2 separate regions of the Homo sapiens genome follow, and region 1 is linked to region 2. Evidence: read pairs that join two places in POLR2A ChIA-PET (ENCODE). Cell type or tissue: Panc1. All regions are shown on one strand. Each heading gives the region's core, and the rest is flanking DNA. Links, peaks and the distances in the headings are about the cores only.

The links. ChIA-PET counts read pairs that join two places held together with the same protein. Peaks named below come from ENCODE experiments on the same cell type or tissue, not always from the same donor. Only the 100,000 strongest peaks of a DNase experiment are listed, where the experiment ranks them.
Region 1: POLR2A ChIA-PET joins it to region 2 with 10 read pairs; 3 of 35 experiments call an interaction of 5 or more read pairs at or near these places.

What each region holds. Positions count from the first base shown.
Region 1 is chr9:113,619,774-113,626,274 of GRCh38, forward strand. LOC105376222 (a long non-coding RNA gene) reads left to right here. Exons shown (of 4, transcript XR_007061739.1): 2 at 1-4,585; 3 at 5,672-5,966. Among named protein-coding and RNA genes, the nearest start is that of RGS3, 160 kb to the left of the region's middle. RefSeq lists enhancers at 1,152-2,023, 2,895-3,766, 3,444-3,503 and a silencer at 3,196-3,490. In Panc1, for the core only: no CTCF peak of the experiment used is centred there; no DNase peak of the experiment used is centred there; H3K27ac peaks cover 1,149 bases.
Region 2 is chr9:113,451,428-113,459,800 of GRCh38, forward strand. It overlaps a transcript of RGS3 not described here. Among named protein-coding and RNA genes, the nearest start is that of RGS3, 8.1 kb to the right of the region's middle. In Panc1, for the core only: no CTCF peak of the experiment used is centred there; no DNase peak of the experiment used is centred there; H3K27ac peaks cover 623 bases.

The DNA.
Region 1 (6,501 bases), core at 1,012-5,011, 170 kb after region 2:
AGAAAGCAACGGGTCTGAAAGGTAATTCTGTTCTTGATGAGGGTGCAGGCAGCAGAGGGAATTGTCATCCTGCTGAAGACACACAGCTCTTCCATGCTCTACCCTATGTGTAATTTGTTCTTATCTGCTCCTGGAGCCACCACCTGCTACAGTGTAAAGAGACCCCACAGACTCTCTGGATCAAACTACTCACTGTCCAGAAGGAGAAAATGAGGTCCTATGTCTGTGGCTAGAACCCAGGCCTCTGGGGAGCAACCCAGGGCTCCATCCAGGGTGACCTGAGCCTGCTCTGCTCATCAGAGCCAGTCTTTACCACCCTTCATATCCCGGGAGCCCACAGGTAGAAAGATGGGCATTGCAGGTCACCGTGGTTCCCCCACTGAAGCAAGTTCCCTGGCTCGCGATTAGCCAGTGCTCTGCTGGTTCATGATGCGCTCCAAATGCTAGACCAAGAAAGAAACTGGGTCGGTGGGCAGGACACAGGACCAGCGCTCTGGGAGGAGAGCTGTTCTCAAGCAGTTTGGTGGCATCAGAGCCTCTGTGTGGTCAGTCAAGCAGGGCAGCCAATTTCCTCTCCTTTCAGCCCTAACTCTGGACTCCTGTACCTGGAGGGGCTCCCTTTGTGCTCCTGCAGCCCAGAAGCCCTCCGAGGCTTGACATGAAAGAGTCGCGGGATCTTGGACTGTTCCGGTGGAAGGGCTCCTAGCAAAACCCAGATGTTTTCTCTTCTTGTATGGATGGGAGGACCGAAGTCCAGAGAAGTGGAATAACTTGCCCAGGGTTGTGCTGAGATTTGTGAAGGTGCCGGATGCTGGTGTGCTGGTGGCTGGCATGCTCTGAGCCCTTCCTTCCCGCTGTTTCCCTGGAGTTCTGCTTGGCAACCACCCGCCTGCATTTTTGCAAAGTGATGTCATCTGCAGATAATGGTTTTTCCGTTCCTGGTGGAGCAGGAGTTCCAGATACAGTGCTTCGGGGGAGGGGCTCAAGAGAGCTGATTGTGCACTCCTCAGGCAAGTGGGGGCTGCATAGACCCCCTCCCCTCTGACAGTCACATCTCAGTTGTAAGGCAAGGCACCGTCTCAGGCTTCCTGGACTCCGGAACCTGGAATGACCAAAATGGCAGAGGCCCCAGAGACAAGCCTCCCCTGCCTCCTCCTTGTAGAGTTGGGAATCTGAGGCCCAGAGAGGGCAGAGCCTTGCCCAAGCTCACACAGCATTTACAGGCAAAACCTTGACTCACATCCCGACTCCTAACATCTGTGGCCACTTGCCCGTGGTTGGGGGTTTTTCACCCTCAACACCGTTGACATTTTGGGCCAAGGAGTTTTGTTGTGGGGGCAGTCCCTTTCATGGCAGGATGTTTGGCAGCATCCCTGGCCTCGACCTCCTACAGGCCAGTAGCACCCCTCTCCAGTTCTCAAATCCAGACACTGCCAAATGTCTTTCACCTAAGTTGGGGTGGGAGAAAGTAACCCTCCAGCTCCTAAGACCTTTATCCACTGCCATAGGCAGGAGAGGTTTCTTGAGTCCAAGCCCAAAGGGTGCTTTGTCTGAGGCTCTGACTTAACGTCAGGCACCTTCAGGATGGGAGGCAGGCCTGGAGGGGGCTATGAGGGGCTGGAGATGGTCCAGGCCCTCCTTCTGGTTAGGAACACTGCTTCCTCTGATCACTTTTCTTGGAGCAAAACTGCCGATTTATTTTCCTGGGGAAATAAAAATAAATGCTGGCTGTTGTAATCTCATCCCTGATCCCATCTGGAAAAAGCAGGCTCATGAATCTTGGCCGCCTGAGCTCTGAGGACTGTGTCTGGCGGAACCTGGAGTTACAATGGGCCTTCGAACATCGGAACAGTCACGGCTGACATTTCCTTTCCCGTTACATGGCTCCTTGGAATGTGAGCCCCAGGGGGCCGTCCGTGGGCAGGCGGAATTTGGTGGAAAGAAGTGCTGCACGGGCCGGAGGCCAGCTCAGCTTCTGACTTGCTGTGTGACTTTGGGCCACTTTTCTGTTCGTTTCTGGGCCTTGATTTCTCCATCTGCAGAATGAGGGGAGCCACGTTCCTCAACAAGGGGTCCATGGACCACCTTGTATCAGAACCATTTAGGGAATGTGTTTATGGCTATTCCTGATATTTCTGATTCCTCTTCCAGACCTCCTAAAGTTTTTATGCATCTCTAAGTGATTTCGATATATATAAGTTTTGGGACCCACAACACCAAGGACTTTGAACTTTCCACCCAGTTTCAAGTTTGAACACATCACAGTTCTTCAGCCTCCTTCCCCCTCATAACGAAGTGTAGAGTTATGAAGCTAGAGGGTAAAATTATGGGGTGGGCTGGAACTGGGCATTGCTCCTAACAATTATCTGCTTTCAAACTCTTGGCAGGGTCTCTGGGGTCCTTGATCCAACTGAAATCACTGTTAAAGCACTTTATTCCTCCAGTAATGAAACTCGAGCTGCTAGTTACAGAGTTTGGTTTCAAAATTGTGCCATTTATTATTTTTGTTGGATTGGCTTATAAACCCTCATATAGTCATACATCATTTATAATGCATTATTCCATGAGAATGCATTTTCCAGATGAGATTTATTTTTTCTGTTAAAAACTTAAAACTGTTCTTTTTTTTTTTTTAAATGGCAGTCTTTCGCCATGTGTTACCTATTTATACCACCTTAAGTGAAGGTCAGGAAATGCAATTTTACTTATTCTCAATGCTCCAGGGTTGTCATTGTGAGTTTTAACTACTGTATGCATTGATGTAAATTTTAGGGACTCCAAAACTCACTGTGCCTGAACTATGAATGTCCCCCAAGCTGCTTAGCCCTTGTGTCTGCTTTTAAAAGTTCTGCTTTGCTTCTATATTTTTAAAGATTTCTTCCTCATGAGATATCAGCAGTTACTTCTCACCACGTTATCATGACTCCTTTGGATGAAAAACCAATAACCAGTGTGTATCAGGATTGTCTGTAGTGTAAGAGTTCATAATCAATGAATGAGAGGACTCTCTGATGAGTCAGGGATGTGGATTTTTGACATTTGTTTTGGCAGCTGAGAATAAGGGGTAGTTTTTTTCTTTCTAATTTTCACCCCAATAGCAGCTGCTTTCTGAGAGTTTTCTAGATAAATGTGAAATGAGTGTAGATCGATTTTTCCATGTAACTAATTTACATTCTGGGTGAACTCATTTTGCTTCTGACTTAGAGGTGCTTTCATTTCCTTCTCATCTGCACCCTGTTCTTGGAGAAGCTGCTCCACCCCTAGCCCATGATACATGATGCATGACCCAGCCCACTGGGCCCCCTGATGCCACCTGGGCCAATCAGATTTTCCAGTCAGGAAATTTGCAATTGAGATTCAGAGCTGGAAAGAGTCACCTGCTCTGATGGGAGCTGCATTTGTGGACTGTGACTCAGAGGCTGAGGCCCCAGGGAGCCGACCCCATGGGCCCTGGGCAAGCCCAGAGTGAATGTGGAAGCCGGGCTGTGGAGGTTCCCTGAGCAGACAGTCCGGGTGTGTGTGCGTGTGTTTGTCTGTGTGTGTGCGCACATGCTGGAGGATGGGGCAGAACGTAGGGTCCCAAGCCCCTGAGGGAGGGGCTTGTCCTAATCAAGTCACAGAAATCAGGGCAGGGAGAGCATGAAAGAGTCTTGTTCCCCTCTCTGCATTTGGGAGATTCAGGCCCCGGGGAGAGGAGAGACTGACCCATGATCATCCAGAGGGGACTTGGTTAAGCTGGTCCTGAGCTCTGCCATGCATGTTCTGTTTTCCTACCCTGGCAGCTGGCTCAGAGCATGGATAGGCCTTGTCTCTCTTTTCTTTCTTTCTGCCAAATTCTTTTCTGTTGGGAATCTGAACAGCGGGTAGATGCAGTCATGGCATGATTTGCTCCAAATATCTCCCCAACAGGTGGTCACGGTGTCTACAATTCCATCACCAGATCTTCCATTTCCAGGAGTAACCCTGGGCAGGTGTATACCATGTGTCTTGTTTACAGTGGGGATTAATAGTTCAAGGAGCCCAAGGTAAGGAAACCCATATTTGATGAATCTCCAGACAATTTATACCCACCACACAGCCTTATGAAGATAGCCCAATCACGCCTATTTTACAGAGGGGAAAACTGAAGTTCTGAGAGGTGAGCTGACTTGCCCAAGGTCACATAGCACGTCAAAATCGGGGCTCACATCTGCATCCAGAGTCCAGGCTCTTTGCCCTAAAGCAAGCTCATCTGATCTGGGAGCTGGGGATAGGCTGAGGAGGCGAGCGGGTGACAAAATGAACTTGTCCCATGGAGTCATTCAGTGGGAAAAGTTGTGGTTTGGGAATTAGGGCCAAATGGCTCCTTAACCTTGGGCATCATGGTGGGCCTCAATTTCCTTACCTCTGCAGGAGGGAAGGACCGGATGTACTCTGCAATCCCAGAAAACTCAATGGGCTGAGGCAGGAGGACCTACTGGCCATTGAAGACTGTCCACTCCTGGTCCAGATTCCAAGTGACCAGGCAGAAAGAGCATGGACTTTGGAGTTTGATTGCCTGGCTTTAAATCCCCCTGCTCCACTCGCTACTGTGGTGTGGACTCAAGTAGGTTAATTAACTGCTCCAGCTGCAGTTTTCTCATCTATAAAATGGGGATAATAATAGTATCTACCTCATAGTAATGATTAAATAAGTTAATGCCTGTAAAGCCGCGACAGTGCTGGATACCTAGGAAATGCTTAATGCATTTTTTTTTTTCTGAGATGGAGTCTTGCTCTGTCACCCAGGCTGGAGTGCAGTGGCGTGATCTCGGCTCACTGCAAGGTCCGCCTGCCAGGTTCACGCCATTCTCCTGCCTCAGCCTCCCAAGTAGCTGGGACTACAGGCGCCCGCCACCACGCCCGGCTAATTTTTTTGTATTTTTATTAGAGATGGGGTTTCACCGTGTTAGCCAGGATGGTCTCGATCTCCTGACCTTGTGATCCGCCCGCCTCGGCCTCCCACTTAATGCATATTAATTATTGCTATCATTCCTGACACCCTGTAGTGTGCCCCTCGGGGATGAGAGGGTTTAACTGAACATCTGTCTCCTCCCGGATGCGGTGGCAACCCTGGGATCTGGCAGCAGTCCCCTGTGGGCTTTTTTCCTGGGCAAAGTGAGTCCATCATCACTCAGACATGACACACGGCCTGGCCACCCCCTCTGGGGCCACAGGCAGCCGATCCTGGGCTAAAAATACCAGTCTCATGAATGGAGCCAGGGAGGCCATTCTGGGATCCACAATTAGTGTTTGTGTTAAAACCCATTCTCTGACTCTCCACCCCTTATGTGCTGCTGATTCCGGGGAGACTGACATTTTCAGCTCCCAACACTCACTCAGGGTTTGGGGGTTTGGGAACGGAAAGGAAGGGGAGTACATCTGAAGGGTCCTTTAACAAGTAGGGAGGCAGCCGGTCACCCAATTCCCCTACTACCGAGTCGGGTAGGAATTAAAATTCCCCTTTATAGTGGAGGAAATGGATGTTTCCAGAGATTGCAGCCTGGGGATATATAGTTAAGTCTGAGTTCTGGGCCAGTGCTCCCTCCAAAGTCTCTTCTCCCTCCACCTGGTGCCACCCAACAGCCCTTTGGGGAGGGGTCCTGACTTCGGGGGTGGGAGCTGACCTCGGGCATCTTCCATCTCTCCTGAGACTTGAGGTACAGTCATCCTATGAAGGATCAGAGCTGGAAAGTGGGGGCCTGGCTCAGGGAGCAGCAGAACCAGAGCAGAAGCTGAGCTGGAGATGCCCTGATGGGGCCGAGGTGGAGGCTCAGGCCTGGGATGGGCAGTTGGACCAGCAGGTCCAAAACAGCAGAAGCCAAGGCAGGCAGCGGTCTTGGAGATGCCCTCTGACCTGCCGTGGACTGGAGCCTCTAAGATGCTTCCTCCTGAGGCTGGAGCTGATGACTGGCATCCTTGGGATGTAACCTGCGTGCAGCCGGCAGGTGAGGACGTCATGCAGGGCAGGAGCTCAGGCCCCCCAGAGGGGGTCACACCTGGCCGGGCCACTGCCCTGTGAACATCCTTTCAAGGGACCCTTTCTCTTGCTTGTTTGTGGCCCCGCTAGACTGTAAGCTCTTGAGGACAGAGCCATTGGGAATGAATGACAAGGTGAGTCTGGGGGCCCAGGACCCCAGACAGTAGCTGTCCTTACTGAGAGAAGGGTTAGGGCTCCCGGAGGCATGGAGAAGGATGAAGGCCCAACTTACTCCACTTGGGGACCACCCTGATCACAGAAAACACTGCCTGCTTCCCTCACCCTCAGGGACAGCTATGCCCAAAGGGAGGGCCTCAGCCTCTGGCTGGAGAAAAAGCAGATAGTAAAGATGGTGGCCCCTGTGCTTTCAAGTTTCTCAAGCCAGATCCCGACTAGGCTCACAGTGTGTATTTGGGACTTTTAGAATTTGGGAAGTTGAGACCTATGAAAGTTTGAGAACCTGGGAAACTTCAGAGCTTTCAGGATCTTTTGAAATCTTGGAC
Region 2 (8,373 bases), core at 1,905-5,904:
CATGGATCCAGAAACAGACTTTACTCTACATAAGCCTTATATTCAAACCTGAGTGCAATCCAGCTGATCTCAACTGTGGTTGTTGCATTTTAGACTACACATATCTATATTATTTTCTTCCATAAGTAGCATCCATATTCCCACATGATTGCAATTGCTAACTTGCTAATAGCTTCCCTTGAGTTTGCTTCTTGCAATTATCTAATCAGAAGGCAACATATGCAATTTATTACAGGATGCAGGGAGCTCTGGGTGTTTTTTTTTTTTAAGTCAATGGTTCCTATCCTAGTTATACTGTTCTTTTAAACAGATTTAAATAATAAGAAAAGCTATTTCATATATACCCATGTGGTTAGCATTTCCAGTGTTCTCTTTATTCCTTTGTGTAGATCCAGACTTCCATATGGTACCATTTTCCCACAACTTGAAAGACTAACATTTCTTGTAGCGCATGTTTGCAGATGATGAATTCAGTCAGCTTTTGTAAGTCTGAAAAAAATCTTTATTTTACCTTCATTTTTGGAAGATATTTTTTGCTGGGTAAAGAATTCTGTTTTTCTTTTTCTTCTTTTTGTTTTATTTTTCTTAAGAGTCAGGGGGTCACTCTGTTGCCCAGGCTGGAGTCCAATAGTGTGATCATAGCTCACTGCAGCCTCAAATTCCTGGGCTCAAGCAATCCTCCCACCTCAGCCTCCCGAGTAGCTAGGACTACAGGCATGCACCACCATATCTGGTTACTTTTTAAATTTTTTTTGTGGAGATGGGTCTTGCTATTATTTATATACACAGGCTGGCCTCAAGCCATCCTCAAACCATCCCTTCACCTCGGCCTCCCAACATGCTGGGATTACAGGCATGAACCACTGCACTCAGCCTGTTTTTTTTCTTTCAATACATTAAAGATATTGCTTCCCTGTCTTCTGTCACATAGTTTCTGATGAGACGTCTGATGTCATTCTTATTTTTGCTCCTGTGTATGTAATGTGTAGTTTTTTTTTTTTTTCTGGCTGCTTTTAAGATTTTATCTTTTCACTAGTTTTAAGCAATTTGATCATGATGTACTTTTAGGTTTCTTCACGTTTCTTCTGCTCAGAGTTCATTGACCTTCTTGGATTTGTGGGGTTTACAGTTTTCATCAAACTTGGAAAAAGCCCAACCACTATTTCTTTAAATATATTTTCTGTCCCCTACTTTCTTCTGGGATTCCAGTTATTATACATATCTATTCCAGTTAATAATATGTGTCTATTAGGCTGCTTGAAGTTGTTCCATAGCTCACTGATGATCCATTTATTCATTTATTTTGGTCTTCTTTGTGTTTAATTTTGGGTGGTTTCTACTGCTGTGTCTTCGAGTTCACCGATCTTTTTTTGTGCAATGTCTAACCCATTGTTAATCCCACCTTTTGTGTTTTTTATCTCAGGCATTATATTTTTCACCTCTAGTTGTTCAATTGGGTCTTTTTATATATATAAATATATATTATATATTTATATATAATATATAAATAAAATATATTTATATATGATATATAAATAAAATATATTTATACATAATATATAATATATAAATATAAATATATATTATATTTTATATATAATATATAATATATATAATATATAATATATAAGTATACATTATATATATTTATATAATATAGAAATATATTTTATATAAATTTACATACTCATTATATGATTATATAATATACTCATATGATTATATAATATACTCATATGATTATATAATATACTCATTATATGATTACATAATATACTCATTATATGATTACATAATATACTCATTATATGATTACATAATATACTCATTATATGATTACATAATATACTCATTATATGATTACATAATATACTCATTATATGATTACATAATATACTCATTATATGATTACATAATATACTCATTATATGATTATATAATATACTCATTATATGATTATATAATATACTCATTATATGATTATATAATATACTCATTATATGATTATATAATATACTCATTATATGATTATATAATATACTCATTATATGATTATATAATATACTCATTATATGATTATATAATATACTCATTATATGATTATATAATATACTCATTATATGATTATATAATATACTCATTATATGATTATATAATATACTCATTATATGATTATATAATATACTCATTATATGATTATATAATATACTCATTATATGATTATATAATATACTCATTATATGATTATATAATATACTCATTATATGATTATATAATATACTCATTATATGATTATATAATATACTCATTATATGATTATATAATATACTCATTATATGATTATATAATATACTCATTATATGATTATATAATATAATAAATATATATATCTTCCATGTCTTTACTTCACATACTCTTTTTTTATTTTTATTTTTAAACAGGGTCTTGCTCTGTCACCCAGGCTGTGATCATAGCTCACTGCAACCTCGAACTCCTGAGTTCAAGCCATCCTCTCATGTAGCTAGGACCACAGTCATGTGCCACCATGCCCAGCTAATTTTAAAAGTTTTTGTAAAGATGGGGTCTAAGTTGCTCAGGCTAGTCTCAGACTCCTGGCCTCAAGCCATCCTCCTGCCTCAGCTGCTCAATGTGCTAGGATTACAGGTGTGAGCCACCATACCTGGCGTACTTAACATGTCATTTCTCGGTTGGTTTCTATTGATTTTCTCCTTATTATGGTTCATATTTTTTTCTGCTTCTTTGCCATACCTGTTCACTTTTTATTAGATACCAGATTTAACAAATTTTGCCTTTTTGGGTTCTAGATATTTTTATATTCTTACAAGTATTCTTTAGCTTGTTCTGGGATGCAGTTAAGTTACTTAGAAACAGTTTGATCCTAGCTGGGTGCGGTGCATGCCTGTAATCCCAGCACTTTGGGAGGCTGAGGTGGGTGGATCACTTGAGGTCAGGAGTTTGAGACCAGCCTGGCCAACATGGTGAAACCCTGTCTCTACTAAAAATACAAAACTTAGCCAGGTGGGGTGGTGCACACCTGTAGTCCCAGCTACTTAGCAGGCTGAGGCATAAGAATCACTTGAACCTGGGAGGTGGAGGTTGCAGTGAGCTGAGATCTTGCTACTGCACTCCATCCTGGGCGACAGAGCGAGACAGTATCAAAAAAACAAAACAAAACAAAACAAAACAAAAACCAAAATCAAAAACAGTTTGATCCTTTTGGGTCTTGCTTTTAAACTTTTTTTTTTTTTTTTTTTTTTAGATGGACAAGTACAGCATTTAATCTAGGGTTGATTATTCCCCACAACTGAGGGAAGACCCTTCTGAGTATTCTATCTAATACCTCCTAAGGAATTAGAAGGTCTTTCCACTCTGGTTGATGAGCTTAAGAACTATTCCTGGCCCTGTGTGAGCTTTAAAGATTGTTCCCTGTAATTCTTTGGTGGTTCTTTCCCCAGCCTTGGGATACTTTCCTCAAACCCATGAGCTCATTAGCACTTAGCTGAAGTTGTGAGTGGGGACTCTCTGGAGACCTCTGGGGCCCTCTCTTTGTGTGACTGTCTCCTCTCTGGTACTCTGCCTTGGAACTCTAGCTGCCTTGGCCTCCCGAACTTCTCAGTTCAGGGATTTGGAGTTGGCCTGAGTTCCCTCTCCCTTTTGGAAAGTCTCTCCCGGGAATAAGCTGGGCTGATCACAGGGCACAGCTTGTCTCTTTTCTGTTTCTCAGGGATCACTGTCCTTCGTTGCCTGATGTACAATATCTTAAAAACCATTGTTTCATATATTTTGTCCAGTCTTTTAGTTGTTTCAGGTGAAGGGAAAATCCAGTTCCTGTTATTCCATCTTGGCTGGAAACAGAAGTCTATATTGTTTTTTAATTTTGAAAAACTGAGGGCCTCTGGAATGTAGGATTATGCCAGGCCAAGTTGCTCATTATCAGGCCAGGAAAAGCAGCTCTTGAAGAGGCTGAAAGGGCTTCCAGCCTAACTGCGAGGGTGCTGAGTCATTCTAGCAGAGACCAGGCACTCTGCTTTTCTGGCTCTTATCAAGTCTTTAGCTTTTATCTTTGGACTCAACTTACTAGTTCACATTCCTTTGGTGGTGAAGGTTTGGTCTCTTCCACTTTGAAGCAGTATCTCTCCGCTTACACTTGAAATCTTGAATCTTTTACTTGGTTCTCTTTAGTCCCTGTTTGTGTATTTAGGTCACTAGAGGCTTCTACATCTGGGGCACATTAAAGTTCCTCAGTGGTATTTACAGCAACCAGCATCTGTTTCTGTAGAGAACAATTAACCCAAAGATACCACCTTGTTCTACCTTGAAGATGAATTACAGAGACACTTTTAAAAGGCAAATCCTTCATTTCAAGGGTGAATAAAATACCACTTAACAAAGCATTCCAGCTGGTTAAATTTAGGACATGAAAAAAACCTGACCCAAGAATATCGTCTGGCTTTGAGTCCAGGGTGTTTTTCCTTTTAGAGTAAATTTGGTACCTTTTCATTCATGTGAAGTTGTTGCCCCCCAGCATTTTATTCTGGGATGAAAGGTCAACAGGGACTGTCTTGTTGCTAAATCTAATGGACACTTCTCAGTTATTAAACCTACTGGACCTCTTAACAATATTTGACACTGTTGACTATTATTTCCTTCTTAATACATCCCCTGACTTTTCCTTCCCCTTTCAGGCCTTTCTTCCTCTGCCTGTTTTTTCAGTTGGTACTACTCTTGGTTCTGTCCTGAGCTTTCTCACATTAAACATTCCCTGTGGGCTGTCTTATGCATGCTCATGGCCTCACAGGGAATTCCTAAATCTATATTTCTAGCCTAAGTATTTTTTGCTGAGCTTCAGACCATTATGTTCAACTGTTCACTTGACATCTTCACTTGGATGGCACATGGGTCACCCAACCTTAGCAGGCTCACAGTTGAACTCATCCATTCTCCCCTCAGTTCAGCCCTGCCTCTCATGTTCTTCATTTCTGCAAAGGGCACTTCTAAACAATTTCTCAAGCCAGAATTCCTTGCATTCCATCTTCTACTCAATCACCATGGCCTGTTGATTCTATCTCTTTCCATCCCTATTGCCACTTCCCTAGTTTGGTCATTGTCATCTTTTACCTGGATGACCAGAAAAGACTTCTAAGAGCAATTTTTGCTTCCGACCCTCATGTCATGCAAACGCCTCCACCCCTAACCAATTTGTTTTTTTTTTTTTCGTATTCTAGCCAGAGCAATCTTTCTAAAATGTGAATTAAAGGCTGTTGGGATCTTGCTTAAAATATTTGACAACTGCTCTATGCTCTTAAAATAAAGCCCAATCTCCTTATAATAAAATATGCAGCCCTATATGATTTATTTATTTTTTTTTTGAGACAGAGTTTCGCTTTTGTCTTCCAGACTGGAGTACAATGCGATGATCTCAGCTCACTGCAACCTCTGCCTCCGGGTTCAAGCCATTCTCCTGCCTCAGCCTCCCGAGTAGCTGGGATTACAGGCATGCGCCACCACACTGGCTAATTTTGTATTTTAGTAGAGATGGGTTTCACCATGTTGGCCAGGCTGGTCTCAAACTCCTGAACTCAGGTGATCCACCTACCTCAGCCTCCCAAAGTGCTGGGATTACAGGCGTGAGTCACCGCGCCTGGCCGAGGCCCTGTATGATTTGGCCCCTGTTTACTTTCTTGCATATTACTGATTCCCTCACGTTCTAAGTTCCCTGCCACATTTCCCATTGTTCAGTTCCTCAAACGTACAACGCCCCCTCTCACTTTCTGGCCTTTACATGTTTTGTTCTTTCTGCCTGTAACCCTTCCTTCCTCTCCTATACTTGGCTAAATCATACTGCAGGTGATTTTCTTTGGGCAGTCTTCCTTGACCCCCTTTATCATCTTGGTTTGCCTAGCTCCCCAGATTAAGTGAAATGTTATTCTATGCTTCCAGAGGTTGCTGTGTTTCCTCTATTGTAATGCTTACCCAATCTCCCACTTGACTATAAACTCCATCTTTTTCACTGCTATATGTATCCCCAGTGCCCAGTTATAAGGCTCAGCTCCATAGGTGCTTAGCAAACACTTGTTGAATTGAACTTTAATGTGTCAGTAGCCACAGAAGTCTCAGTCCTGCTAGACCGTAGCCTTGCCACTTTGAGCAAGAGGACTGCTGGGAGAGATGGTATTCTATAATGGTTCTCTTGCTGGGAGCTGGATTTTTATTTCCCCACTGTTTATTTACTAGTTTAGCAACCTGATTCAGTTAACAACTCTGCATCTTAGTTGCTTCATATATAAATACAAATGCTTGAACTTTCTGAAAGCAAATGGTGGGCCAGATTTTTTTTTCTTTTTCATTTCCTTGGTTACTAGAAAACCCAGGTAGCTTTTGAGGCAATTTCTATAAGACCTTCAAGAAACAGATGATGCCAATGCAATTTTGGCTATTTCAGAACCCAGGAAAAAAATGAAGATTTGTCAGTGCTAGGTAGGAAGCTAGACAGAGACAAAAACCAAATAAGGTTAGAAACAGGAAACTATAGACAAAAGGTCAAAGGTAAAAATCTCTTCATAGACCAATTTGACTGATGCCTATAGATGTAAAAATACTAATAAAATATTAGCAAATCAAATCCCACAGTGTATGCATGATCGAGTCAGTAGAGACGGGGTTTCACCATGTTGCTCAGGCTGGTCTCAAACTCCTGACCTCAAGCGATCCGCCTGCCTTGGCCTCCCAAAGTCCTGGGATTACAGGCGTGAGCCACTGTGCCTGGCCAAATTCATTTTTTTAGTTAAAAACATTTTACATTTTTCTGGCCATAGAAAAGTCTTTAACTTTAAAAATTTTCACCCAACCATTTGAAAATGTAAAATGCATCCTTAGCTCACCTGTTGTACAAAAACAGGCAGCCAGCCAGATTTGGTTGGTAGGCCATAGTTTGCCAACCCCTGCACTAATATGTTCACTAAATTTGAACCATTTTTGCATCTCTAGGATAAATACCAACTTGATCATGAATATACTGTTGGATTTGATTTGCTTGTATTTTATTAGTATTTTTACATTTATATTCATAAGTCAGATTGGGCTATGTAGAAATTTCAAACTAGCTGTGGGGTATAGATGTATTCTATTTAGCCTTCATAACATTTTAAAACATTTTGAATGAGTTATTAATATTAACAAATTGGGAAATATTACATGGATTATTTAAGATTGCTGGCTTTTCTTTAAAAAAAAGTGACAAAACTGGGAGAATGTTGGCCTAGTTTCGCCACATTTTAATAGATCTGCTCTATTGTATATTTTCTTTCTTTTTTCTTTTTTTGAGACAGAGTCTTGCTCTGTTGTCCAGGCTGGAGCACAGTGGCATTATCTTGGCCCACTGCAACCTCTGCCTCCCGGGTTCAAGTGATTCTCATGCCTCAGTCTCCCGAGTAGCTAGGACTACAGGCGCATGCCACCACACCTGACTATCTTTTGTATTTTTAGCAAACATGGGTTTCACCATATTGATCAGGCTGGTCTTGAACTCCTGACCTCAGGTGATCCATCCATCTTGGTCTCCCAAAGTGTTGGGATGACAGGCATGAGCCACTGCATCCAGCCTCTATTGTATATTTTCTATTTAATTAACTTCTATTCTTACTTTTATCTTTTACCTTTGGTCTATAGTTTTCTGTTTCTAACCTTACTTGGTTTTTGTCTTTGTCTAGCTTTCTACCTAGCGCTGACACATCTTTGTTTTTTCCTATGTTCTGAAATAGTTAAAACTACATTAGCATCATCTGTTTCTTGAAGATCTTATAGAATTAGCCTCTTAAAACTATCTGGATTTTCTATAATTTTGTCGAATAGAGTTTTGGTTTCCTTTTCTATTTTATCTATAGTTAGTGATCTATTAAAAATTTCAAACTTTTTATCAATTTTACTAATTAATACTTTCTAGAAAATCATCCAGTTCCTTTCAGATTTTCAAATTTATACAATAAGGTTGCAGTGGTTTTCTCTTATAATTTAAAATATTAGCCAGCACGGTGGTTCACGCCTATAATCCCAGCGCTGTGGGAGGCCAAGGTGTACGGTTCACTTGAGGTCAGGAGTTCGAAACCATCCTGGCCAACATGGTGAAAACCTGTCTCTACTAAAAATACAAAAATTAGCTAGGTGTGGTGGCGCGTGCCTGTAGTCTCAGCTACTTGGGAGGCTGAGGTATGAGAATCGCTTGAACCTGGGAGTGAGCTGAGATTGTGCCATTGCACTGCAGCCTGGGTGACAGAGCGAGATTCTGTTTCAAAAAAAATAAAAAAAAAGAGGCCGGGCTCAGTGGCTCACACCTGTAGTCCCAGCACTTTGGGA